Linked DNA regions of Homo sapiens: regions 1, 2, 3, 5, 6 and 7 are each linked to region 4. The links are chromatin contacts, found by Hi-C or POLR2A ChIA-PET in ENCODE. All regions are on one chromosome and are shown on one strand. Each heading gives the region's core, a stretch centred on a gene start or an enhancer-like site at or near the end of the contact. The rest is flanking DNA. Distances are from core to core; before and after follow the strand shown.

The links. Hi-C counts contacts between places; a loop is a spot of excess contacts on that map. ChIA-PET counts read pairs that join two places held with the same protein, here RNA polymerase II (POLR2A). Pooled maps may share reads with other maps.
Region 1: a loop to region 4 is called in a map of CD14-positive monocyte, with 7 times the contacts of the local background. The contact joins the enhancer-like site here to the promoter of NLK in region 4. A Hi-C loop is called at or near these places in 1 of 168 maps with a recorded cell type or tissue (CD14-positive monocyte) and 6 of 50 pooled maps.
Region 2: a map of naive thymus-derived CD4-positive, alpha-beta T cell shows a loop between it and region 4 (14-fold over the local background). The contact joins the promoter of PHF12 here to the promoter of NLK in region 4. A Hi-C loop is called at or near these places in 1 of 168 maps with a recorded cell type or tissue (naive thymus-derived CD4-positive, alpha-beta T cell), 1 of 37 single-sample maps with no recorded cell type and 12 of 50 pooled maps.
Region 3: a loop to region 4 is called in a pooled map, with 11 times the contacts of the local background. The contact joins the promoter of RPL23A here to the promoter of NLK in region 4. A Hi-C loop is called at or near these places in 2 of 37 single-sample maps with no recorded cell type and 10 of 50 pooled maps. POLR2A ChIA-PET finds 5 or more read pairs at or near these places in 2 of 52 experiments (H1 and WTC11).
Region 5: a pooled map shows a loop between it and region 4 (7-fold over the local background). The contact joins the promoter of LINC03146 here to the promoter of NLK in region 4. A Hi-C loop is called at or near these places in 1 of 168 maps with a recorded cell type or tissue (CD14-positive monocyte), 3 of 37 single-sample maps with no recorded cell type and 8 of 50 pooled maps. POLR2A ChIA-PET finds 5 or more read pairs at or near these places in 1 of 52 experiments (MCF 10A).
Region 6: a loop to region 4 is called in a pooled map, with 7 times the contacts of the local background. The contact joins the enhancer-like site here to the promoter of NLK in region 4. A Hi-C loop is called at or near these places in 3 of 37 single-sample maps with no recorded cell type and 4 of 50 pooled maps. POLR2A ChIA-PET finds 5 or more read pairs at or near these places in 1 of 52 experiments (activated T-cell).
Region 7: a loop to region 4 is called in a pooled map, with 11 times the contacts of the local background. The contact joins the promoter of PIGS here to the promoter of NLK in region 4. A Hi-C loop is called at or near these places in 10 of 50 pooled maps. POLR2A ChIA-PET finds 5 or more read pairs at or near these places in 2 of 52 experiments (PC-9 and activated naive CD4-positive, alpha-beta T cell).

What each region holds. Positions count from the first base shown.
Region 1 is chr17:27,347,599-27,350,568 of GRCh38, forward strand. All of the region lies in intron 2 of LINC03146 (long intergenic non-protein coding RNA 3146), which reads left to right. It overlaps LOC124903959 (a long non-coding RNA gene), which reads left to right. Exons shown (of 2, transcript XR_007065679.1): 2 at 747-893. It overlaps LOC124903958 (a long non-coding RNA gene), which reads right to left. Exons shown (of 2, transcript XR_007065678.1): 2 at 2,768-2,970. Among named protein-coding and RNA genes, the nearest start is that of LINC03146, 17 kb to the left of the region's middle. RefSeq lists a silencer at 1,298-2,007. Within about 2 kb of position 1,598, at least 28 of the 41 ENCODE cell types and tissues checked have a DNase peak (open chromatin) inside an H3K27ac peak, as active enhancers do; they include CD14-positive monocyte, where a contact is called at or near this core.
Region 2 is chr17:28,950,139-28,953,127 of GRCh38, forward strand. It overlaps PHF12 (PHD finger protein 12), which reads right to left and starts at 1,380. Exons shown (of 15, transcript NM_001033561.2): 1 at 757-1,380; 2 at 1-108. The coding sequence starts at 822. LOC105371716 (a long non-coding RNA gene) reads left to right here and starts at 1,464. Exons shown (of 5, transcript XR_001752822.2): 1 at 1,464-2,989. RefSeq lists a silencer at 1,182-1,451 and enhancers at 1,622-1,671, 1,772-2,181, 1,883-2,504.
Region 3 is chr17:28,718,678-28,721,645 of GRCh38, forward strand. It overlaps RPL23A (ribosomal protein L23a), which reads left to right and starts at 1,308. Exons shown (of 5, transcript NM_000984.6): 1 at 1,308-1,353; 2 at 2,030-2,213. The coding sequence starts at 1,329. It overlaps SNORD42B (small nucleolar RNA, C/D box 42B), which reads left to right and starts at 1,873; the gene lies at 1,873-1,939. RefSeq lists enhancers at 1-564, 565-1,166, 823-872, 1,303-1,522, 1,863-2,022.
Region 4 is chr17:28,040,973-28,044,019 of GRCh38, forward strand. It overlaps NLK (nemo like kinase), which reads left to right and starts at 1,705. Exons shown (of 11, transcript NM_016231.5): 1 at 1,705-2,359. The coding sequence starts at 1,902. It overlaps LOC105371709 (a long non-coding RNA gene), which reads right to left and starts at 748. Exons shown (of 3, transcript XR_934637.4): 1 at 625-748; 2 at 254-432. LOC102724517 (a long non-coding RNA gene) reads left to right here and starts at 2,366. Exons shown (of 2, transcript XR_001752820.2): 1 at 2,366-3,047. RefSeq lists an enhancer at 151-445 and silencers at 613-842, 863-1,092.
Region 5 is chr17:27,331,129-27,333,973 of GRCh38, forward strand. LINC03146 (long intergenic non-protein coding RNA 3146) reads left to right here and starts at 1,367. Exons shown (of 3, transcript XR_007065677.1): 1 at 1,367-2,299. RefSeq lists an enhancer at 1,418-1,967.
Region 6 is chr17:27,216,394-27,219,240 of GRCh38, forward strand. No RefSeq gene overlaps it. Among named protein-coding and RNA genes, the nearest start is that of MIR4522, 76 kb to the right of the region's middle. RefSeq lists enhancers at 1,288-1,637, 2,726-2,775. Within about 2 kb of position 1,343, at least 5 of the 41 ENCODE cell types and tissues checked have a DNase peak (open chromatin) inside an H3K27ac peak, as active enhancers do.
Region 7 is chr17:28,569,923-28,572,799 of GRCh38, forward strand. PIGS (phosphatidylinositol glycan anchor biosynthesis class S) reads right to left here and starts at 1,602. Exons shown (of 12, transcript NM_033198.4): 1 at 1,541-1,602; 2 at 1,127-1,266; 3 at 930-1,041. The coding sequence starts at 1,574. RefSeq lists a silencer at 946-1,142 and enhancers at 1,123-1,242, 1,933-1,982.

The DNA of each region.
Region 1 (2,970 bases), core at 348-2,847, 690 kb before region 4:
GGAGAATCGCTTGAACCTGGGAGGCGGAGGTTGCAGTGAGCTGAGATCACGCCATTGCACTCCAGCCTGGGCAACAGAGGGAGACTCTGTCTCAAAAATAGATAAATAAATAAATAAATAAATAAATAAATAAATAAATCCAACTAGTTTTTCTATGGAAATAAACAAGTTTTTAAAAAATTTATATAATAAAGGAATAAAGGGCCAAGACTAGCTAGGACACTATTGAAGAAGAAAGTGAGAAATAAGATGGGAGGGGCTTGTCCTACCATAATAAAGAATTATTATTAGCAAAGACAGACAAAGAGACCATGGGGCTGCACAGAGGACCCAGAGGTGGGCCACATATTGATGGGAACTTGGACTGTGATGGAGGTGGTTTTACTACACATCAGCGGGAAAATAAGACACCAATTTGTACATAATACCAGAACAACTGGCTAACAGATGCAAAATATAAAACTAGATTCCTTCCTCACATCGTACCCAAAGATAGACTCCGGATATATTTTTTAAAACTAAATATAAAAAGCCAAACTTTAAAACTTAAAAAAAATCTGCAAGCAAATACAACCATGAACTTGAAGGGGGTGGGTTTCTTAAATAAGATGAGAAGGACATATTTTATAAAGGAAAATGTTGATGAATTTGACTACCTTGAAATTTTAAACTTCTTTATGATGAAAGGTACCATAAATATGAAAAGGCAAGATATTGGCAATTCAGTACAACTTGTTTGTGTCCAGAATACATCAATAAAAGAAGAACAATTCAAGAGAAACAGGAAATTCACAGAAGAGGAAACCGGAATTGTCATAAACAAATGAAAAATGCTCAACTTCCCTAGTAATTATGAGAATTCAAATCAAAATAAAGACTTCATTTCACACTTATCAGATTGGCAAAAATTAAAAAGCCTAATAACACCATATTGGTAAAGATATGGGGAAATGAGAAGTCATAAGCGGCTGGTGGGAATACAAATTGGTAGAAGCTTAAAATCTTTTATTTGCAATTCCAAAATAGAAAAACTCTGAAAACTAAGTTTGCTCCCCTAAATTTGGTTTAAACTCCTTTATGTATGTATGCATGTATGTATGTATGTATGTATGTATGTATGTATGTATGTATTTTTGAGACGAGTCTCGCTGTGTCACCCAGGCTGGAGTGCAGTGGCGGGATCTCGGCTCACTGCATTCTCTACCTCCCGGGTTCAAGAGATTCTCCTGCCTCAGCCTCCTGGCAACCTCCACCACATCTGGCTAATTTTTGTATTTTTAGTAGAGAAGGGGTTTTGCTATGTTGGCCAGGCTGGTCTCGAACTCCTGACCTCAGGCGATCCACCCGCCTGGGCCTCCCAAAATGCCGGGATGACAGGCGTGAGCCACAGCGCCCGTCCTGGTTTAAACTCACTTTGTGACAAAACCTGATGGCAGCGGCGGGCCGTCCGCCGCGCTGGGGCGCGGGCGGCGGTGGCAGGAGCGGCTGCTGGAGCAGCAGTGGCGGCGGGTACCCTGTGCCCGCGTCCCCGAGGCAACCGACTGCGCCGCCCCCACCCTCGCGCGGCCGGGCGGGACGTGCCTCCAGATCAGGGCCTCCGGACCCTGGCCCCGCGTCGCCGCTCTTGCCCGCTGCTGCCGCCAGGAGGCCGCTGGGAGGAGGCGAAGCTGGGGCCGCATTCGGAAGCCCAGCGCCGTAAGGGAGAGGCGGCGCCTGCCCTACCAAAGGTGCGGAGTTCCTGCGCCTCCGGAGGAGGCTCTGCGCAGGGCCGCCCGGGGCAGCGTCCCTGGGGTCCACCCCTCATCGGGGTGACCGCGGGCCTGACACAACAGACGGCTGGGCCCTGGCCCACGATCCGCTCCCGGAGGCGCCCTGCCCCGGGCCGTGCGGCGAGCCGGGCGAGGGGAACTCCAGGCTGCCCCTGAGCGCCGGGGCCACGGGGCTAGGCTCGTGGAGAGGACGCCCCTGCCCCAGACCCGGCCCCGGCCCAGCGAGGACCAGGCGCCCCCGCCCCAGGCCGCGAGGGGTGCGGCTCGGGCATCACGCTTCACGTAGCAGGCGGGAGCCGGGAGCGGCAGCAGCCGCCCAAGTCCGGGCTGTGGACTCGGGCCCCTCTGCACTTTTGGGGGCCCAGGAAGGTGCTCGCCTTGTCCTTGCAGGCTTGGAGGTGCCTGTTCCCATTGCTTGGCCTCTGCTAGCTCCCGGCCCCCGCACGGATCTCGAAGTGGGGTTGGGGCCTAGCCCGAGGGCTGTCACACCCCCGCCTGGTGTGCGCATGCTAGGGGCAGTGCTGACACGCTCCACTGGTTTCAGATCAACTTTGGAGAATTTGGCGATAGCTAGTTAAAGCCGAAGATGTGCATGCACTGTGATCTAGCAACCATATGCCTCGCAAAACAGGCCGGGCGCGGTGACTCATGCCTGTAATCCCAGCAATTTGGGAGGCTGAGGCGGGTGGATCACTTGAGCCCAGGAGTTTTGAAACCATCCTCCTGGTCAACATGGCAAGACCCCTGTCTACAAAAAATTTAAAATTTAGCTGGGTGTGGTGGCATGCGCCTGTAGTCTCAGCTACTTGGGAGGCTGAGGTGGGAGGATTGCTTGAACCTAGGAAGTTGAGGCTTCAGTGAGCTGTGATTGTGCCAATGCACTCCAGCCTGGGTGGCAGAGCAATACCCTGTCTCAAAAGGAAAAAACACCCACACATCGATACAAGAATTTTCACTGCAGTGCTGTGTGTAATAACGAAAATGGGAACAACCAACAGTCCATTAGGAAAGGAACAAATAAATAAACAGGTTTATTCAAACAATGGGAAACTATGGAGCATTTAAAATTAACGAATCAGATCTACAATGTAATAACACGGGTAAATCTCAAAAATGAGTGAAAAAGCAAATTTCAAAGAGATTTACACAGTATGATAGTATATATGTACATATATTGTTAATGTATGTGTTATATTTGTGT
Region 2 (2,989 bases), core at 130-2,629, 910 kb after region 4:
GCTGTCGTGGTTGGTGGCCCTGCCGCTTCTCCGGGGCTCCTTCTCAGGCTTCCGACTGCGCTTTTCTGCCTCGTCCGTCTTGGGGGGAGCCAGCAGAGCTTGGATTTGCTGCACACACATACAAACGGCGTGTGTGCACACTCGGAGCTCCCGGGCGGTCCGTCGCCCCCCCGGCGCGGTTTCTCCGTCACCCACCCCTCTCCCCCCTTTTGTCCTTCTTCCTCCCATCCAGGCTGCTCCCAGAATCTCTCAGCCCCCGGAACCAGGGGGAGCCCACCCTAACCGCGTTCCTGCAGCACAACAACGAGAACAGCTTCTTCCAAATGGGGAGGATCAAGGGTAGGGGGATGGGAAGAGGGTGCGCGGTTCCCTTCTTGCCACTTCCTTGTATGGACAGTGGGGGACTCCAAAGACCCGCTCGGGAGAGGCCCAAAGCCCGGTACCCGGACGTGCTGGGGGAAGCACAAAGGGGCCAACAAGAAGGGGGTGGGGAGGCCTGCCGGTGCAACGAGATGGAGTGGGCTGGCGCCTCGGGAGAGCGAATCGAGGGCGGCGGGTAGGTGAAACTGCTGCAAACGTCCTCGGAGGCTGAGCTCAGCCCCCTAAATTGCAAAGAGGGGAGGGAGAGGCTAGGTGAGGAAGAATCCCCCTCCCTCGGCCATCTAGGCGCTTCGAGTTTAGGACTGGCTTTGTGGGGCGGAGGGCGGAGGTTCCCTCCCGGCGCTGGAGGAAGGAGATGAGGAGGGCCACTCTTACCTCCATCAGCCCCCCTGATGTGTCCAAGTCGTACACGATCGTCTTGGTCTCCATTTTCTCCCACATTCATCCACCTCCCGGGCTGGGTGCTCTCTGCTCCGGCCCCCCCAACCCCGGGGGGAGGGGGGAGGTGAGGGGAGGGGGCGCTCCTGACCCCGGCCCCGCTTTTTTCCCAATACGGGTCCCGACTTCCTCGCCCTGGCTCCCCCCCACCCCCCGGCCCCCAGTCCCCGGGACGACAGCGTCCTCCCGACGGGCCGCGAGGGGGGAGCGGCCCCTCAGTCCCGGCCCGGCTGCTGGCTGCACAGTGGGTCCCGGCTCCGGGGGTCAGGCCTCGGCGGGGCCTAGTCCCACAGGCTAAAGCCGGCACTGGCGACAGCCGGTCCGGCCGGGAAGGCTGGCGGGCGCTGCCATCCCGGGGCTGGGGGTATCGGAGGGGGGGTGAGAGGTTACGTGAGGTTGTGGTACGTGAGGTGACTGGGGGGAGGGTGATGGGGGGTGGTCCCCGGGCTCCGCCTCTCGCCGCCGCCGCCGTCTGCGTCCCGGCTGCCGCGCACTTGGCGCAAACTTACCGCGAGCGCCCGCAAAGCCACCCGCGCAGGCGCCCCGGGATCGGCGCTCGCCGCGCGCAACCGCAGTGACAGCCGGCGGCCTGGCTCCCGCGCAGCCGCGGTGAGGGAGTACCCCCCAGCGCGCAGCCGCGCTGGCATTCGTCTGGAGGACCGAAGCCCCACCTTTCTGCCCTGCGCCAGCGCACTGAGACAAAAGGGCGGGACCTGAGGTCTCGCGCAGGCGCTTGAGAAAGCTTGTAGGGGTCAAGGCGCAGCCGCAGGAAGCTAGGGACTGTTCATCCATTGGTGTTTGTGTGCAAACTAAGACGACTCTGTTCTGCGCAGGCGTGTTGGGGGTGCTCCCCCTTCCTCTCCATAACACAGACGCCTCCCGCGCAGGCGTATTGCCTTCCGCAGGCCCTCACAAGAAAGCTGCTCCTTTCGCCATTTTGGTAATGGGATATGGGCTATCATGCCCTTGGAGTCCTCAGGCATGAACAGAAAGGAGCAAGGTGTGGTGTTGGATGGAGCTGGTCGCCTGTCGGTGACAGCAGTATTCCTAGGGATGTTGTACTTGACCGTTTGGTTCTACCATCGGGTGTGGCTGGACCAGGCCACCATATTGGTAAAGAGAAAAGCCATTTGAGACAGAAAATGACGCTTTTGGAGGCGTGTGGGATGACTGTGGTTCCTAATTCTCTCCCGCTCCTGACAGATAATTTTATCAGTTAATTGTATCCTCAGCATCCCTGCCTTGCGTGGTGGTGGCACTGGAGAGTTCCGCCTGCCCGTTACCACCCTCTCTTCACCACTGTCCCTGAGATCTGCTCTTCAAGAGGAAGCCTAAAGTGGAGAGTTTGTAATCCTGACAACGCCCAGCTACCTGCGTACCCCGGACTCCAACTCCCAGTTTGCAACGCCAAAGGGTCTAAAGGGCGAACGGGGGCGCATTGCATCCTGGGAGCAAGAATCGCGATAGGTCTGATGGATTGTGGGAACTGTAGTTCCATGTGCGTGCGATGCACTCTATGGTAGGATAGACCCGGGGAAGAGTCATTTGCCGGCCAGGAAGGGATACTTTTGAGAGCGTCAGTGCTGCATGCCGGGATTTGTAGTCTGAGGGCCCGCCTCGCATTCTGGGCGGGGATTCATGCTCCTTTTCAGGGCGCCCGCTCCTCCCCTTGGTATTGCCGTCAGAGATGGGCGGTTGGTTATTGCTGCCTGATGGTGGATGAAGCAGTGGAAAAGAGAATTGTATCGTTGTGCTTGACACTAGGGGTTTAGTTGGAATTGTTGCTTCGTAGCTGTGCTCGGCCCACTTTTAATGTTAAGGGACACAGCATTCTCAGAGTCGTCAAACTAGCAAGGGTTTAGAGACCATCTGATTTAATCCCCTCTTTTCCAGATGCACAGGGAGGCGCAGTGATTTGCCTAGGTCACATAGTGCATTTATGGCAGACCTAAGAATTGGATTTCTTGATTCTCAAGCCAGACACTGTCCATTACACTATGTCGACTGTGTCTAAGGAATTACTATGCTTGCTTTGGGGACAGTAAGGAGGATGAGTTAGACAGAGTGGGGATGTCAGTGTATGGAGTCTTAGGTTTCTGTTTTCCTGACTTTTCGCTTTTCTGATGACCCTCTTGGTGCCTGGAAAGAATGATAAGGTCATGGATGGTGG
Region 3 (2,968 bases), core at 58-2,557, 680 kb after region 4:
TATGAAGGGAGAGGGAAGAAGAAAGGATCAAGTGGGGATGGGTTAGGCACACACCTTAGGAGAAGCGAACCTGAGTGTTAAGAAACCTTTCTCTGTGTCTGGAGCTGAATTTGAGGATGTAAAGATGACCAGGACACGGAAGGGAAGACTAGTTTAGGGCAGGGGATTGTGAGTGAAGTTACTAACCGGAAAAACTAGCGAATCTTGGAGAAATGTGTGGAATTTTCATAGAACTTCAAATGCATTATCAGGAAACGCAGTAAAACTTGACAGTATCAGTGTCGCAGGTAAAGAGGGGCAGGTGTGGCCGCCTTGTACTTCCTCTGACACTTCCCCCTCGTGACTCGATTATTTATTTATTTATTTATTTATTTATTTTGAGACAGGGTCTCACTCTGCCACCCAGGCTGGAATGGCTCATTGCAGCCTCGACCTCCAGGGCTGAAGCGATCCTCCCACCTCAGCCTCCCAAGGAACTGGGACTACAGGCACGCACCACCACGCCCGGCTAATTTTTGTATTCTTTTGTAGAGACAGGGTTTCGCCGTGTTGCCCAGGGTGGTCTCGAACTCCTGGGCTCGAAGCAATTCGTCCACCTCGGCCTCACAAAGTGCTGGGATTACAGGCGTGAGTCACCGCGCCCGGCCCTGACTTGATTTTTTTCTGCCACCAAATCACTGTGTTATTGATAAACCACATTCCTCTCTGGACCTCAGTTCGACCGAGCAAATCCTGCTCCAGCACTCTAGAACTTAGCTGTATCTAACTCCCGAGTCAATCCAAATGTGTTCTTTCCTCTTGGCAGCGTTCCTGCCTCCTGGCATGGCAATCCTCTTCCCTGAGACTGGCAGTTGCTCAAGATAGGAAGCTCCCGGGACCAGACCCGAGCGCCAGCCGGCTACGCCGTCCGCTGGCCTGAGCAAATAAACGCGTGTCTTCAAAAAACTACAATCCCCATGGTGGCACGCGCCTGTAGTCCCAGCTACTCTGGTGGCTGAGGCAGGAGAATGGCGTAAACCCGGGAGGCGGAGCTTACAGTGAGCCGAGATCGCGCCACTGCACTCCAGCCTGGGCGACAGAGCGCTCAAAAAAAAAACAAAAAACAAAAAACAAAAAACTACAACCCCCATGAAGCTTTAGTGCCTTTGAGGGGAGGAGTGGCGCATGTTTGTTCACGCACGAAAAAGAAATTAAACCTAACTACCGTTCCCAGAGGGCGCCGCTCTGCAAATTACCCAATCAGCTCTAAGTACAAAGCATCGCGAGTCTTTAGTGCTCTTTGGCGCTATAAGCCCGTGGGAACGAGCATTGGAGACCCTTTTCACAAGATGGCGCCGAAAGCGAAGAAGGAAGGTGTGTGTTGGTGATGGGGCCGCAGCTGGTTTACCGGGGATTGCCGCGCCGCAGAGCGAACGAATTGGGAACACGGCTGCTGGGCTAAGCCCTGAGGGCTCTGCTCCGGGGCTGCTCCCTGCGTTTCGGACACGCTGCAGTATACGTGGGCCGCGTGGGCCCAGCCTCGTGGGCTGAGTTCCGGTAGAGGGAGTTGGGGGGGGGCAACGCGGCAGGCATCATCCGCCAGGGAGGGCCAGACATTCGGTTCTGGGAAGCTACATGCATCCACTGGTTGGAGCTCCATGTCCCCGGGCCTGTAAGGAATTAGTGCCCTCAGCTTTAACCATTTTCCTTCTGGTTCATGTTCAACCGGGCTACATTACCCGCCCCTCTCTCCGCAGCGTGGTTTTGCGATGGGGTATGTGTAAAATTCGTAGGACATTTTCTGGAAAGTATCAAGCGTTCATTCAGTGCTACTTTGTTTCATAGTCGTATCCCTGGAGTTACTTAGAGTTGGTCGCTTTCGCCTCTGGTATCGTGCATATGATGGAAAAGTTTTAATCTCCTGACACTTGTGATGTCTTCAAAGGAACCACTGATGCACCTGTGGCCAGGGTGGCCCACTGCAGTTCTTGGGGCCGGAAGTGACCGATTTCTAAATCCCGCACCCACGTTTTCTTTCCTTTTCTCCCAGCTCCTGCCCCTCCTAAAGCTGAAGCCAAAGCGAAGGCTTTAAAGGCCAAGAAGGCAGTGTTGAAAGGTGTCCACAGCCACAAAAAGAAGAAGATCCGCACGTCACCCACCTTCCGGCGGCCGAAGACACTGCGACTCCGGAGACAGCCCAAATATCCTCGGAAGAGCGCTCCCAGGAGAAACAAGTCAGTACTGCCCCCTGTACCCATGAAAAGATTTGGGTATTCTCCATTGGTAATTTGGAAATTCACTCACTCTGCGTGATGGTTTCTCAAACGCAAATTGTGTCCAGTGTGCTTCTCTAATTGGAAGTATGAGGAGATTGTTTCTGCTGCATTTACAAAACTGGCAGGATCAGCCCAGAGGCCGGGCGCGGTGGCTCACGTCTGTAATCCCAGCACTTTGGGAGGCCGAGGGGGGGCGGATCACTTGAGGTCAGGGGTTCGAGACCAGCCTGAGTGACATGGAGAAACCCCGCGTCTATTAAAAATAGAAAATTCGCCGGGCATGGTGGCGCATGTCTGTAATCCCAGCTACTCGCGGGAGGCTGAGGCAGGAGAATCGCTTGAACCCGGGAGGTGGAGGTTGCGGTGAGCGGAGATCGTACCATTGCATTCCAGCCTGGGCAATAAGAGTGAAACTCTGTCTCAAAAAAAAAAAAACCCTGAGTCTCTCAAAATTTGTTAGGTTAATTATTGCTTCACATGTGGTCACGGTTTGAAAACTTATTTTGGGGGGAGTATAAAGTAGAATACAGAGATTCCTTGCTCATAGCTCCTACTGCTATCGGGAACAATCCTTGAGGGTGAGAACGTGGATTGATTCTTGATTGATAGTGGGGATTCCATTATCTGTATTTGGCAGTTATGGCCTGCTGCGGTGTATAGAAGCTTCTTTCCATTCATTTTCCCGAATTTTCATACTGCTCAAGGAACAGTTG
Region 4 (3,047 bases), core at 455-2,954:
TTGAGTTTCTGAAGCTCAACATTCCCTTTTTCTTCCCCTATTTTTTACCCCACACTTTACATCTTAAGTGGGATATTGGACATCTCGGATCAGTGGACCAGTGATGATTTGGACTCCGCCTTCTTCGTCTAGGTCCCGCCCACTTTAAGACCCCACCCCTTCCCTAAGCCCCGCCCCTTGAAGAGGTTGTCTCGATATGACAGCAAATTCTCCACAATCCTGTCCTATAGGAGATCTAAAGGGTGGGACTTACATCAACCTTTTTTTTCCATTTGTTTTTTCAAGTGTCTATTTGGCCCAGGTTCCATCCCACTTCATTTTCAACCCAAGGATTGGTTACTCTGTTCTTTGTCTCTGGCTCATGATTGGTTCTTTCGTTCCGCCCCTCTCTTCCAGCTTTTGCAGGCGGGATTACCACGCAGCTTCCTGCTCCTGCCAAAAAAAAAAAAATAAATAATAAAAGAAGAAGAAGAAAAGAGGAGAGAGGCGAAAGAAAAATGTCACAAAGATCTTTGCTTTTTAATTGGCTTTAAGCCTTGTCGGTCAAGCCAAACTCTGCCTTTGATTGGTCTTTCTATCTGCCCATCCCGGATCGGGGGCGGGATTTCCCCGGAAGACCCACACCTTGTTGCCACTGGCCGAACAGTGCGCCTGTCTGAAGCTCCTGGCCCAGGATTGGAGGCGGTGGCGGACAGGTGGGCGTGGATTGGCTAGGGCAGCCGGTCCGTGCAAGGCGGGGGCGGGGCCTCGGCGGCTGGTTGCGCGTGTCCGACGCTGGCTCCGCTCTATCCGGCTTTGCTAGGGGAGGTGAGTCCGGCCGCGGCGGAACCGGCGGCTGAGGAGGCGGCGGCTGAGGAGAAGGCGGCCGCGGCGGCTGAGGAGAAAGCGGCCGCGGGGACGGAAGCCGGGTGGGGGGGAGGGGGGGAGACGGAGCAGCCTTGAGCCCTGCGGGGCCGTTGCGCGGGGGACCCACCCGCTCTCCCCCCCAACCCTCCTCAGCAGAAGCAGCCGGCGGCGGGGGCAGGAGTCAGCCCGCTTCCGACCGTACCCCGCCCGCCTCCCGGGGCTCCTGTTCTTTGGCCCCGGGACCCTAACCTTCTCCCGGGGCGGTTCCCTCCGTCTGGGCGTCCGAGCGCTGCCCACATCTTTCATTCCTCCCTGCACCTCCTTCCCTTCACTTTTGCCCCGGCTCTCTTTCTCCTCTCTGTCCTGCTGTCGCCTCCTCTCCTCACTCCAGCCTCCTTCCCTGGCTTATTCTGCCCAGGAAAGTTTGGAACCCCCGCCCCCCCTCCCCAATCAGGTCAACCTGACTAGGAGTAGGGGGAGATGTAGGAAGGCCTGAGAGTTCGGGGGGGGGGAAGCTGGAAGCTGGTTTCCCAGAAAATTTCCCCCCATCTTCTCCATTTAGGGTGGTGGGAATTTTTTTTAATCCTGTTTTTGAGGAGGTGGTAGGTGTTTAGAAAAGGATGTGGGAATGGAAGGGGTAGATGAGTCAACCCTCTTTCAAGATTCCAAGGGTGGTGTGTTACCTGATCCTTTTCGTGTGTGGAGTTCAGGGGGTCGGGAGGTTTGGCCTTTATTCCCACATTCAAAGTTGGAACCTCCCCCAAATTAAGAATGGAGTTTTAGTACCCACTTGTGGCAGGAATCCTGGGGGGAAGGGGTCCTTTTTTCCTTTTTCTTTTCTTTTTTCCCTTTTTTTTCCTTTTGGCAACCCACACCCTTCCACACACGCTCACCCCAAAATTAAACACCAAGATCCTCTAACTTGTTTGGATTGACTGATGAAGACATAAAGCTCTATGTTTTTTGAGGTGGAGTGAGTGGTTTTTCTTCATTTTTAAATGGCCAAATGACAGCTTGACCCAGTTTGCTTTCCAATCAAAGGGCATTTATTTTGAATGTCTCTTTGTGGCGCAAGAGCCAACGCAAAAATGATGGCGGCTTACAATGGCGGTACATCTGCAGCAGCAGCAGGTCACCACCACCACCATCACCACCACCTTCCACACCTCCCTCCTCCTCACCTGCACCACCACCACCACCCTCAACACCATCTTCATCCGGGGTCGGCTGCCGCTGTACACCCTGTACAGCAGCACACCTCTTCGGCAGCTGCGGCAGCCGCAGCAGCGGCTGCAGCTGCAGCCATGTTAAACCCTGGGCAACAACAGCCATATTTCCCATCACCGGCACCGGGGCAGGCTCCTGGACCAGCTGCAGCAGCCCCAGCTCAGGTACAGGCTGCCGCAGCTGCTACAGTTAAGGCGCACCATCATCAGCACTCGCATCATCCACAGCAGCAGCTGGATATTGAGCCGGATAGACCTATTGGATATGGAGCCTTTGGTGTTGTCTGGTGAGTATCCAAAGAAAAACACAACCTCTCATGGTTTCTTCTGTTGGTTGTCATTGGATGAGTCCATCTCTAATGGTTGTCTCCATGTTGACCAAGGTGCAGCAAGCTTCTCAACCCAACTGTAGGAAGCCACCCTCACTTATGTGGTAAAGAGGCCTAATGCATTGGCTGTCTAGGCTCATGGCAAGTTTTGGTGGAGCGCCTTCTCATGAGCAACACACATAAGTGTGCTGTCTACCAAACTTTTCTATTAGAACCTAAGCAAGCCACTGAACACAGGATCAGTAGATGAATGTATGCAATACTAATTCCTACGAAGACCTTGGTCATCTCGTGTGTTTGATTCAGTGGCCCTGTGGCATTAAGTGTTAGCACCTGATCCAGACTGAATTCCTTTATAATACTCTTGTCATTAGGATATACTTTGCATAACTACTTTCCTGTCCTTTCTGTCTTTTCACTTATTTTGTGATCTTGATCTCCAGAAGAAAGATAGGATTCATAGTTGAACCAGTTAAGATCATTGCTTGAGTGGTTTATTTTAAACCATAAAGCTACAGTTGAGAAGTATGTAGCTGTAGCCTTTTGATAAGAATGCATTAAATATAGCATCACACATGAGTACCACAAATGAGGTTAGTAGACTAGCTATGCAGTGGCCCACATTCAGTGTAATGTTTTAGTGTCA
Region 5 (2,845 bases), core at 117-2,616, 710 kb before region 4:
TAGATTTTCAGGTAACCCTGGAATGCCTTTGGCCAAGAGGAGGGGTCCATTATTTTTGGTTTACAACAGTGAGAAGTGAGTTGGGGGAGAATTGGACTTTTGTTTGGGTTCTATTTTATACACATCTCTATTGTTTGGATATTCTGCAGCAAACATTACAAATTTTTTTAAATGCTGAAGTCAAATTGATGCCTTCAAGTCTATGAACGCTGTCATCCCAGCAAAGCACAGTGCACCTGCTTTCCCATGTGTTCTGGGCATGTCCTCACAAGTTGGGGTGAGACAGAGTTGATCCCTCTGCCACTCTGCCCACTCCTGCCAATGGCTGTGCTTCCTGGCAAGTCATTGGCTCTTCTGAGCCTCAGTGTGCCCACCCATAATGCAGGCAGAGGCATCTCAGAAGCTCCAGAGTCACTGGGAAATGGCACATGGGGTGGCAGGAAGGTGGGAGGGGGAGAGAACAAGAAGGCACTATGTTAGCAAAACTCAGCATGAGGGAGGGCCAGCTGCAGCCCAGCTCCTTGGCTGCAACCACAAGGGAGGGCAGGGAAAGAAGAGGAAGGAAAGAAAAAAGGAGAGGAGCCAGGCCTGGTGGTTCACTTTGGGAGGCTAAAGAGGGCAGATCACTTGAGGCTGGGAGTTCGAGACCAGCCTGGTCAACATGGTGAAACCCCATCTCTACTAAAAATACAAAAATTAGCAAGGCTTGGTGGTGTGCATCTGTAGTTCCACCTACTTAGGAGGCTGAGGCAGGAGGATCGCTTGAACCTGGGAGGTGGAGGCTGCAGTGAGCCAAGATTGTGCCACTGCACTCCAGCCTAAGCTACAGAGTGAGACTCCATCTGAAAAAAAAAAAAGAGAGAAAAGAAAAGAAAGAAGAGGAAGGGCTACTGCACTCTGGACTCAGTGCCCTCCTTGGTCTCACACCCTTGCTGACCTCCCTCCTGGCACATGAGGTCTTCATGCTGCTCAGGCCCATGGCTGACCTCCTCTCCTCTGGAGTGGTCCATCCCTACCAGATCTCCTCCTGTCCAGCTGAGCAGACCAGGCCTATACAGGCTGCTTCTGGCTCCACTGAGGCCCAGGAGCTTACACCTTTGGACCGGGTGTCAAAAGTGTCCTTCTTATTAGCAAAAAGAATTTTGGAGGGAAAAACAAATGACATCCTCAGACATCCTAGGGCAGAGTCAGAAGCAGAGAGGAGACTGAATGGGCTCGGGTGGGTGTGGAAGGTCACTGCAGGCCGCCATAGGACAGGCCTGGGCTCACAGGAGCAGGATGTGGGGAGGGGGATTGCCAGGCAGGGGTGGGGACCAAAGTGAAGGCCACCTGGTGGGAGCCAGTCAGAGGGGTGGGGCAGGGTTAGATCACAAGGGAATCCAATGCCAGGGGGCCAGGGGATGTTTTGCAATGTGGGCAACTGAACCTGAGATGTGACAAGACCAGTGATTTGGCGACCTGCCCAGGCAGGCCCAGCCCCCAGGGTATTGAGATGACACATTCTAAACTCAGGTGACCCGGGCCTTGGGAGTGCACTAGCAACTGGCTGTCAGTCACGGGGCTCTTCAGATATTTGTCACGTGAATGAGCCAGACAGTAAGTGGAGATGCCCTTCCTAGTCACCTACTGCCGGCGTTCACGCTGTGAACCAGCGAACTAGGCCACCGGCCTGACCCAGTTTTCCCTGTGGCCTGCCAAGCCAAGGAGAAGCAGACGCGGCCGGCGCAGGCGTCCAGGGTGACTCGGAGGCGTGGCTCTGCAGTCGCGGCTCTGCAGTCGCCTTGGAGCGGCTGCCCTTCCGACCCCGCCTGGGCTATGACTCATCTTCGGTGGAGGAGAAAGGGGCCTTTGTGAGCGCCCAGCTCCGGCGTCTCCTGGACAGCACCGCCCTCCGGTGGCCGCGAGTCAGGAGGGCTGGGGAAGCCGCCCGAGAGGCAGCGCCCGAGCTCCCCACGAGCTGCTGTGCCATTGGAAGCGCCAGCGCCCTCCCCTCGGAGTCCAGCCAAGTCGGGGGGAAGACTGGGAGAGAAATCGTCACCCCCTAGAGGGCAAGTGGGCTCAGCCCTAGGAAATGCTTGTTTCTCCAGCCCCTCCCAGACGCCCCGGGGAAACGGCATCCCAGAGCTCCGCTCCCTGGAGGCCCCTCCAGAGAGGGACCCGGGGCCCCGCCCCGCAGCTGGAGAAGGGGTGAATGCCTTTCCTACCTAACGCCTGGTCCGCGGCCCTGCTTGTTGCGTCTCCAAGACCACGTGTCTGCTGCATTTTAAAAATAGTTGTGAACATCTGACTTTCTCCTTTTGTGAGTTGCCTATTCATATCCTTGGTCTGCTTTTCTATTTTCTATTTTTTCTCTTGTTGACGTACAGAAGCACTTTAAAAATGTCAGTTCTGTCGAATGTGTTGCAAATATTTTTCTAAGCTTAGAATTTTACCTTCTGATTTTGTTTTTGGTGATATTTGATACACCACACGACATTTTGATGTGGGATGACCTTTTGATGTTTTTCTTTTTCTTTCTTTAGTTTTTTATTTTTGAGTCAGCGCCTCACTCTGTCACCCAGGCTGGAGTACAGTGGCGTGATCTTGGCTCCCTGCAGTCTCCGCCTCCCGGCTCAAGCCATCCTCCCACCTTAGCCTCCCTAGTAGCTGGAACCACAGGTGCACACCACTACGCCCGGCTAATTTTTGTATCTTTTGTAGAGAGGAGGTCTCGCTATGTTGCCCAGGCTGGTCTTGAACTCCTGGGCTCAAGCAACCTGCCTGCCTTGGGCCTCCCAAAGTGCTGGGATTACAGGCTTGAGCCACTACTCCCGGCCTTGATGTTTTCCTTTATTCTTTCTCCCTT
Region 6 (2,847 bases), core at 93-2,592, 820 kb before region 4:
CCAACACTTTTCATGTACTTATCCAAACCAGGCACTGTGCTGAGCCCTTTACAACTGTCATCTCATTAATCCTTATAACAATCATGTGAGTAGTGTCCCTGTTTATTTTTAATTTATTTTTGCTTTTTGGTTTGTTTTTAGAGACAGTCTCATTCTGTCACCTAGGCTGGAGGGCATTGCCACAATCACAGCACATTGCAGCCTCAAACTCCTGGGCTCAAGTGATCATCCGGCCTCAACCCACACCCCACCCAAGCAGGACTGTAGGCCTGAGCCATCATACCCAGCTAATTTTTTTTGTTTTTTGAGACAGGGTCTCACTCTGTCACCCAGGCTGGAGTGCAGTGGTGTGATCTCAGCTCACTGCCTCCTGGAACTCCCAGGCTCAGGTGATCCTCCCACCTCGGACTTCCAGGTAGCTAGGACTACAGGTGCACACCACCACATCTGGCTAATTTTTTGTAGAGATGGGGTTTTGCCATGTTGCCCTGGCTGGTCTCAAATTCCTGGACTCCAGCAATCTGCCCACCTCAGCTTCCCAAAGTGCTGGGATTACAGGCATGAGTCACCGCACCCAGCCCCTCACAGTTAATTTTTAAATTTAGTAGTTCTCTTTTACAGATGAGGAAATGAAACTCAGTCATGATAAAGGAACAGGTGAAAGGTCACCCAGCTAGTGAGTGGCAGAGACAAGACTTGAACTCAAGCCTGTCTCACTATGGAGCCTGTATTCTCATGCACTGTGTATAGTGCATTCCAGACTGTATTCATCTTGGTATCCCTATAGCACCTGAAAATCAGCATTATACTATGCCTTCCAAACATGTGTATATAGTCAATTATTGGTTGCAAGCAGCAGAAAACAACTCTGATTATTGTAAACAGAAAAGAGATTACAAGGCCACTTTGAATTTATAAGAAGCAACAAACAGATTATAAAAATGAAGATAGGGACAGGGTGTACAGTATAGTGACTATGACTAATAAAAATGTACTGTATATTTTAAATTTGCCTTCACGCACATGCACACATGTACACACAGAAAGGTAACTATATGGGCAAAAAAAAAAAAAAAAAAAAAAGATACAGAGGCCCAAGAAGCAGAATACAAGATAATCATCTTTGAGCAGGAACAATCCTACCAGGATGCCTTGGCCAAATCCTTCCAGTGCACATGGATTCTAACTTTCCATTCATCTTTGCCTCACACCACACATTTATTCCAAATATAAAGTCTAGGGTGACAGCATCTGATTGGCCAGCCCTTCATTTGCCTTTGTGCTAACTAAAAGCGTGTTGGGGAAGAGGTTAGTCTCTAGACCTTCCTACTTCCCTAGAGGGAGGCGTAGCTTGCTGTGACTGACGCAGTGGGAATTTCCCCCAGATAGAGGGAAGGCATAGATGCTAGGCTGCCACAAACATTGACAAATGTCCACCACAACAGGTGTGCATTAACTCAGGCCTACCACAATCCCTGAATTGCAATTTATGTCACATTTTAGTCCCCTTGCTGATACTAGAGAAACCCCAGAAGCATGATTACAAGTCATCATTTAGCATAGTTTAAGCACGTGATTCATTTTCATTTTTATTTTAGAAGGTGGCATTTTCTGACCCACCTTGGAGATGCGCCCTTTGAGGAGCCTGCAGCCTCCTGCACCTGAAGAAAGTGGCCCACTCATGAAAACGCCCAGGCTCCCAGTTGGGGAGAACCATCTCCACCAGAGGGGGATCCAGATCCAGTGGAGAAGAATTTTTTTTATTGTTTTTAGATAAACTGTCTTCAAATAGTGCAGCACGGGCACTTCCTGCCTCGATGGAAATTCAGCACACTTCCTGCTGCTCACCTGCCCCATCTGTGTTTATCTTCTGCCTCAATCATGTGAAGGCCAAATGGGTGGCATGAGTGCAACTGGGCCAGCTGTGGCTGGGGGCAGCAACAGCTCCATGTTTTGAGGCCAGATGGAGGCTGCTTTGGTCTAGGAGGTGGAGGGGAGCCAGTGGCTGCTTCAGGCCTCCCTGTGTGGAGTGCTTGGAGCTGGAAGTAGAAGCAGGGCCCAACTGGGGGCTCCATTGGATGAAGCACACCATCCCATCCAAAAGCCTGCTCCCAATGTCCTCACTGAGCTCTCTTTGTTTCTTTCTGTTTCTTCTATATGTATACATATCAAATATGTGTGTGTGTGTGTGTCTATGTATGTGTGTGAAACAGAAAGAAGCAAAGAGTCCTTTGCACTTTATCAAAGGTACTCTACTAATTCCTTTACACTTTTATCAAAGATATTCACTTGTCAGGGACACTAGAGCAGTGTCCAGGCTGCATGTAACATCAGCTGGGAAGCTTTTATAAATTAAAACAACTATAAAATAGTTGCAGGCATTTTCAAGTTTTTATTAAGCCTCATAAAAACTTGAAAATGTCTATAAGACACCTACACTACAGGTCTCCATGGCTCTCTGCAAAACATGACCAAGCTCAAAAAGACACACAAGGTTAGAAGACACCACAGATTTGGCAACAGCCCATGATCCTTGGGTTTATCTCCCCTCAGAGTGGCTCCTTAAAGTGACACTGGCACTTTTCTGAAACGCTTTCCTGCAGGTTCTTGAGCACACTCTAATGGAAGCTCTCTCTCAGAATTATGCACATGAGAGTGTCATTGTAGAATGCTTTTTAGCATATCCACCACAGGTATAATGAAACACAGGCTACATACTGATAAAATGGAAGGACCAAATGAAACAAGCCTATTCATACACATTTCTGTGTCTCTTTGCATCTGTGGTTTTCAGACTTTAGTGTGCATCAGAATCGCCCAGAGGACTTGTTAAAACACAGATTGCTA
Region 7 (2,877 bases), core at 352-2,851, 530 kb after region 4:
TATTAACTTTGCCTGAAATTCTCTCCCTCCTTTTCCCACTTAACCTGAATTCCTACACATCCTTTAAAAATCCGACTTAAGAATTACATCTCTCAAAACTTTCTCTGCCTTTCTTTCCTCCCAGATGGTTAATACTCTTTACTAAGTGCAATCTCTGTTTCTTGTATACTTCTACTGTAATTTATTTTATCTTTCTCCCCTACCTATGAACATCTTGAAACCATTATCAATTTCTTATTCATTCCTAAATTCTTGGTACCTAAAAAAAAGTACCCCAGTAAAGTGTTTAATGTTAAACTGAATAGGGGCTGGGCGCGGTGGCTCACGCCTGTAATCCCAACACTTTGGGAGGCTGAGGCATGCGGATCACCTGAAGTCAGGAGTTCGAGAGCAGCATGGCCAACATGGCATAACCCCGTCTCTACTAAAAATACAAAAATTAGCTGGGCGTAGTGTCGCGCGCCTGTAATCCCAGCTACTCGGGTGGCTGGTGCAGAAGAATCGCTTGAACCCAGGAGGCAGAGGTTGCAGTGAGCCAAGATGGCGCCACTGCACTCCAGCCTGGGCGACAGAGCGAAGCTCCGTCTCAAAATATAATAAATAAATAAACAAACAAACTAAATAGGGCCTATATGCAAATCCAATTTAATTTCAAACTCTGTGTTCTTTCCACTATATCCCACCTCTTCCCCTATACCCTGATGGGCATCAACTGCTTCCGATTAGGTAGCCTGTCTTACGAGTAAAATTGCTATTTAGTGACTGTGAATTTGAAAGTAGTTTTTTTCTGACCAAACACACTGTTCATTCAGAGGTCTTTCAACAGTAAGTTTTTAACTGCGTTTATGGTACACCCCCGCTCCTCCCACCCAACTCAGCTCTGAACTGAGCTCAGAGGCGAAAAGCAGCCCTGATCCCCAGTAACTCACATTTCAGAGGAATCTCTCTTTCATGCACAACGGTGAAGGGCAGCTTCTCCTGGTCGTCCAGGGGCACTGACTCCCGCGTAAACACGACAGTGACAGGCACCATGAGGCGGAGCTACAGGAAGGAGCATCAGGGCCGTCACTGAGTCTCCACCTTGCCGGGGGGGCTGTCCCCCGACCCTCCCGCACAGCAGTCTCACCTGAAGGGCATTCAGGCCACTGATCTGGGAGTAAGGCAACGAGGCCCGGTAGGTCTCCGTGGTCTTCCACCAGAGCGGTAGCCCCAGCACGATGGCCACCGCAGCGAAGAAGAGGGCGGCGCGCTTGCCCCGGGCCACCTCTGAGGGCATGGGGAACCGACTGAGGCGCTGGAAACGGGCTAGGGTACCGGCCCCATCCCCGACGCGGAGAAGCCCCAACCACCGGCCTCCAGGGGCCCGCGTTCATTGGGATCTCCGTGCGAAGGGACCCGGCCCAAGCCTGAAGGGAATCTCGTCTGAAGAGACCCCCGAGCCCCCCGTCCGCGGGACCTCTCGCACACCACAATCCCCACCCCTGCTATTCCTCCCTTGCCATCAGCTAGCTGCAGGCCCCCCACCCGAAGCCCACCGCACCTAGGTGTGTAGCCGCAGCCCCGGCGGCCGCCATGCTAGCTTCCGGCTGCTCCGGCCACCGTGGGGGCAGAGCTTCGTGAGCCTCACCCAATCGGAATCTCTGCAACGAGGGGGCAGGACCGCGGCGGTGATCGGGGCCAATCGCGAGCGCTACTCCAGACCCGCAGACGGGAGCAAGCGGGCGAGGGGTGGGAGGGCTCCGCTGGGAGCTTCGCTGGGGATCTGAAAGGAAGTCACCCGGGCGCGGAGGGACAGCCTAGGGGCCGTGCGGGTTTCGGCGCTGCTGGAACGAAGTTCCCCGCTTCCCTGTAGAACACACTTCTAGCCCCGCAATCAAGAGCGCAACCTCTGCAGTCCTTAAATACTAGCTGGGCAACTACAGGCAGCTCCGAGGCTCATCTGAAAATGGAGATATTTACATAAATGAGGCCGTTCTTGTAAGGAGCCTGGCACACGGAAAGCCCTCAACGTCAACTGTCACGGTCTTATTATCCTTATCGTAGAACTCCTCTTAGGGTGCCCTCTCCTCAAAGCCTCAAACACGGAGGTAGCAAGCTAGTATGTTTTAGCACAATTGGCTCTCTCGCTATTTTAAAATACGTTTTAATTCATTTCCAACTTGGAAAACTCAGAATACTTCACTTAAAAATCTTGAAAAGTCATGAGCCCAGACTCTAGATGCTGATCACTGCGGTTCAAATCCTGGCTTCATCACTTATTAGGTGAGTGATCGTGAGAAGATCGTTCTGTGCCTATCTGTGCCTGTTTTCTCTATTAAAATAGGGATGATAGTAATAGTACCTACTTTATAGAGTTGTATGAAATGTGTCAGTACATATAAAGTGATTAGAACAGGGTTGGTGCTATGTGCAAGCTATTTTTGTTATTATAAAGTCAGGCCACACAGGGTGGAGCATTTGTAGCCTCCCCAGTTGACACAGAACACACGCAGCTTGTTATCTCTTCTTTTTATCTGCTTAGACCCAGGTTCTCAGCCTACCTCACAACCCAGCCCAGTGGTTAAAGTTCAGCATCAGGCCTCACCAGAGCTGTCCTTACCCAGACCCTCCAATTGGCTCCCTTTGTGCCCACTTCTACCCCAAATGAAAATGGGCCATAGCCCTTGGCAACCTCCTAGATGCCCTGCTCAGCCCTGGCAGCCCGCAGAGCCTTGGTTTTCCTCTTTGGGCGGGAGTCCAGGTGCTCGCTTGCCCTTACTGGTGTGGCTCACCCTAGTGGAAGGTACCAGGTCCCAGCTGGGCTTAACACTGCGAGATGGGAGAGACTCCCACCCACTCTTATCCCAGCCTGTCTTGCTGCCTCCCTGCTTTGAGCCT